2 separate regions of the Homo sapiens genome follow, and region 1 is linked to region 2. A link is an interaction called in ENCODE POLR2A ChIA-PET data of the cell type or tissue named here. Cell type or tissue: PC-3. All regions are shown on one strand. Region 1 has its middle 53 kb from the start of CDKN3. Region 2 overlaps DDHD1 (DDHD domain containing 1).

What was found. ChIA-PET counts read pairs that join two places held together with the same protein. Peaks named below come from ENCODE experiments on the same cell type or tissue, not always from the same donor. Only the 100,000 strongest peaks of a DNase experiment are listed, where the experiment ranks them.
Region 1: POLR2A ChIA-PET joins it to region 2 with 9 read pairs; 1 of 35 experiments calls an interaction of 5 or more read pairs at or near these places.

Annotation. Positions count from the first base shown.
Region 1 is chr14:54,342,541-54,345,040 of GRCh38, forward strand. No RefSeq gene overlaps it. Among named protein-coding and RNA genes, the nearest start is that of CDKN3, 53 kb to the right of the region's middle. In PC-3, no CTCF peak of the experiment used is centred here; a DNase peak (open chromatin) is centred at 1,231.
Region 2 is chr14:53,102,976-53,105,475 of GRCh38, forward strand. It overlaps DDHD1 (DDHD domain containing 1), which reads right to left. Exons shown (of 13, transcript NM_001160148.2): 2 at 708-881. Among named protein-coding and RNA genes, the nearest start is that of DDHD1, 49 kb to the right of the region's middle. In PC-3, no CTCF peak of the experiment used is centred here; a DNase peak (open chromatin) is centred at 1,166.

The sequences.
Region 1 (2,500 bases), 1.2 Mb after region 2:
ACGCTTTTACTGCAATGAGCACAGTGGGTCCAATATGCTGACAGCTGTGTAGAAATCGGGAAGAGGGAGGATATATACTTATTTGTGTATCTATGCATAAATATCTCTAGAAGGAAAAATAAGAAACTAATAGTATGTGTTGCCTACAAGAGAAGGAACTGGATGGCTGAACAAGAAAAGGGAAAGGGAGACTTCTTACTGTATACCTTTCATGTTTTATTGAAATCTCTGTAAGTAATATGAATAGATTACCCATTCAAAAATGTAAATAAAAACAAAAAGATTACAAACTAAACAAGAAAGAGATTATGTAACTTGGCCACCCACCCAGCCAGTAAAGACACCATGATCACCAGTGGGCCTTTACAGAACCTTTCATTGTTTTTGAGGTTGGCTGTGCCATGAATTCCAATCATCTAGAACCACAGGAGTGAATGCAGGGTGTGGCCTAAGGAGCAGGGTGAGAGCGCGATGTGGTAGTCTGATGGGATGTGGATGAAGGTCTGTGGTTAGCTAAAGCAGAGTTAACCTTACATTGTCTCTAAGTCAGGGCAGGAATTCTTCCTAAGTCCCTTCCGAGACCCTGTCCAGCCACAGAAACTCTATGAGCTGGGTTGCCAGATTCAAAAATGAAACTACAGGATGACCAGTTACATTTGAATTCCAGATAAACAAAAATAATTTGAAAGCATTTGCTGTTTATCTGAAATTCAAATATAACTGGGCATCCTGTATTTTATTCAGCACCTCTACGTGTAAGGAGCCCCATGGCCTGGGGAGAGAGGCAGTGCAGCACACGAAGGCCAGCATGCAAGGCCAATGGGTCACAGCCTCCATGTCACAGCTACCGAAACTGTCCCTTACAGAGACTCTGAACACGTCCTTCTGACAGGTAGGAATAGAGAGAGGAGGGCTGCGTGGTAAAGTCACCGGCCGACAACAAAGTTACAGGGCTCCAAGTTAAAGTCAGTCTCTCAGCTCATTTCTGGCCCTGGAGCTTCTCCTGAAGGTGCTGTACGGAATGCTCTAGAAGAAGTTTGGAATGGGGGTGGGGCATGTCAGGCAACCCAGAGAAATGTTCTCCCAGCCCAGGTAATAAACGTACCCCTTTCCCCAAAGTACCGTTAAAGATGTTTAAAAAAAAATCTTAAAGAAAAAAAAAAAAAACCCTTTAAGCTGACCTCCTGCCAAAGTACACATCAATTATACAGCTTCAGTCAGGCGGATGCTCGAGGAAAGGGGATCATGTTACACCCAGCTGGGCACTTTGTAGTTAGCACAAATGTAATATAAAGCGCAGCAGAGTTCATCAAGTGTCTGTCTGGATTTTCAGTTTTCATTAGTGCTATAATTAAAACCACATTTTCAGCTCTATTACCTGTAACAAGAAAGGAATGAGAAATGAGCTTGTCAAGGTCAGGCTTTTCCAGCTATTTATACTGAGGATCTGCAGGCCACAAGTTGTTGCATTTGGTGTAAACCAGAGCGACCGGCCAAATGTCGCACTCCAATCCATCCTGTGTGGCTTGAAAGGCACGCTCATGAGGTCATTTCCTTTGAGTGGCCACTGGGTCGCAGATGTCCACACGGCACCAAGGACCGGGAAAGATGGGTGATCAGGTAAATCCACCCTGGGCCATGGAGGGGTTTTCTCTCCCATTATGATCAAATTGGTTTCACCTCCTACAACAGCCCCCAAAGGCAGTTCTCAGACACTCGTGTTGAGGGCAGAAATCCTAAAGTCTAAAGACCATCCCCTTCCAACCTTGATGTGAGGTTGTGCAGGAGAGGGCTGGATGGGAAGGTACATTTTAAACCTCCCCTGTTCAACAACACACACACACACACACACACACACACACACACACACACACACACTTCACAGTCCTCACTCTAGGCCGCAGATCCTTTCAGCCTGAACTTCCAGGCAGATATAGAACCCAGCCACTTCTCCCCAACACGCTGGTCCCTGGTACCACCATCTCTCCCCTGGATTCCAGGAAGAGTCTCCCTGATTCTGCCCGGCTCTCCCCTCCACCCTCCCACACACACCCCACCGTCTGTCCCAGCAGAGCAGCCAGACCGTGTCACTCCTCCACACAAACCCCTCCACTGGCTTCCGGATCTCTCAGATTAGAAGCCAGGCCTCACAGTGGTGCTGGGGCCCCACTCCCTCTGGCCTCCTATTGGTCCTGGTCTTCTCTCACTGCACTTCCCCCCATGCTCCTCCTCCCCACTCTGTCCCAGGCCGTCTGGCCTCTGGGGTCCTCAGACACAGCAGCCACAGTCCTTCCTCAGAGGCTTTGCACTTGCTGTGCCGTCTGCCCGGAGTTCCCTTCCTCCTGTTATCCTCATGACTTGCTCTTCACTCAAAAGGCACCTTTTATACAGGGAGGCCTTCCCTGACCACCCTACATCACAGTACAAGCCACCAGCACCCCTAACCCCTACCCCCCTTAACCCCCACCCCACTGACCACGGCATTCCCCATTTCCTCTCT
Region 2 (2,500 bases):
AGAAAAACTTCAGACAAATCTACAAATTCTAATCTACCTGTACAGTTATACTCACCAGAATAGTTGATCCCACTGCCTGCAGTAAATGGAACAATAGAAGTATTTTTAACTTTACCACATATTTTGAAGTTTACTCAAGATTTAGACACACAATGAAAATGTGGCAATCTTAGCTACTATACAGTATTTTGAACTGTTACAAAAATATGCAAGTGCTGAATAAAGAAATGTAATGAGTAGATTGTTTCAAATTAAAACTTGATATGGTTTTCAATAGGGGATAACTAAGAGATACACAAAGATAATTAAAGATTTTTTTTTTGAACTTCAGGAAAAGAACATTGAAATATTAATGAAACTTGTCTTGATATAACAACAAGGAATTTTTGGGTTAAGTTCAATTTCCTTTGATAACTAAAAAATTACTAAAAAAGATTAAATAGGGAGTGCATTGTAACAATCTGTACATTTATAGTAAACTGTGTTAATATCATGACACTTACCATACATATTAAAATAAAAATTGAGATAGTTCAGATATTTATAGTAGTTAATTTTTAAATTCTAGAATAATCAAATGTTTAAAAAAATCAAATTTTCTAATTCTAAACCTCCTGAATTATTATGTCAAATTTACAAACCACTCTAAACTTTATCAACAACTTACTTGGTTTGTAGAATATATTAAATGTATCAATTGATCTTACCATCTTTTCCATCTATGGATTTTGACACTTCAATATCGAAATTTTCCTGCATCTGCTGGCCCCTAAAACAATTGAGATGTTCTTGCTCAATTAAATTACTTTCTTCCTCTTCTAGAGGCTGCCAAGTGCCGTCAATAAACCACTGTCCACGCATTACTGGTATTTTATCAGCCTCTGAAAAAGAGAAATCACAGAATTATACACATTTTAAGATTCAACTTCCCCAAAAGAGACACAGTATCTACAATCTTATATTTTGCTACTGCTGTCACAAAAACAGATTTTCATGACCCAATACAATCATCTAAACTTTTATTTATGTTTATTTATTTTGAGATATTTATCTTGCTCTGTTGCCCAGGATAGAGTGCAGTAGTGTGACCACAGCTCACTGCAGCCTTGACCTTCCAGGCTAATTTTTATATTATTCTGGTAGAGATGTGGTTTTGCCGTGTTGCCCAGACTGGTCTGACTGGTCTCAAACTCCTGGGCTCAAGAGATGTGACCACCTTGGCCTCCCAAAGTGCTAGGATTACAGGTATGAGCTGCTGCGCCTGGCCCATTTAAAGTTGTAAAATCCAGATTTTGAGCCAGAGTGTATCATATTCTATGGCACATACTTTTACTTATATTAAATTATTATGCCTAAAAATCACTTTAGCACTAGAAAGATAGATGAGCAGCTATGTATATAATTGAGACTCTGAATAACCAAAATTAGTAGGCTAAGGGTTTGTTAAAACGAGTTTCATGCAAGGCTCTGATGATAGTTCCAATGTCTTAGAAAATATTAATATAAAATCCAGACTAGTGTTTAGAAATAGTGTGTGTGGTAGTAGTGTGTGGCACTTTTTAGAGCTGCCTTGGAGACTAGAGGCTTCTAGTACATATACAGGATAAATGAAACTATTATATTAGTAAATATTTCATCTACTTTAGGGAAAAAAAATCAAGAAAAACTTTCTTGGCTAACTTTTGATGAAACACTATTCCTAGAAACCCAAGACTTTTAGTTGTTATTTAAAATAAACTACAACTGTCAGCTAAACTATCTTGAATTCTTTAAAACAATTTTTTAATAAAGCAAAAATAAAATAAAAATAACAAAACCCTAAAAGTAAAAAGCAAAATGAAACAAATGGATCTAATTATGTAGAATGCTGGTGGTTTAATCATATAAAGAGAAATTATTTCAAGTGAATTTAAAACTCCGTCATTTGTACATACATATTTGGAAATAAAATATGGAGAAAAAGAACTGCAAACATCTTAAACCTTTTGCAATAACCATATTGTTAGTAATACTATTTGTATTACTAATTTGAAACTGTAGGTTAAGATGAATGTATTAATTTTATTAATATCATTAGGAACCTAGATTTTAAGCATAAGACAAAAGAGATACAAATATAAAAATCAAATAAATAAAAAAGCTTGTAATCATAAATTTTAATTAAAAACTTCAGTATGGACTAGTGATGTATTTTCTCTTTGTAAAAATGTCCTAGTAAAGGCCTAGAACTGAAGACAAACCCAGTATAAGTGAACACTCCTAATATAAAGATTGTGAACTATAAATATCATTTCCCATTAAAAGAAACCAAGAGTCCTTGAAAAAAATGGCTAACTTCAGGTTTGAGACAAGAAATATACTAGATGATCTTGAGACATCTTGTCATACCAGATTTGTACTGTGATGTATTTAAAATTTTCTATTATGTGTTTCTATTGCTACTTGCATTCTCCTATATTCTGCTATAGTGATTCTGGTATATTTAGGTGTTTGCTGTGTC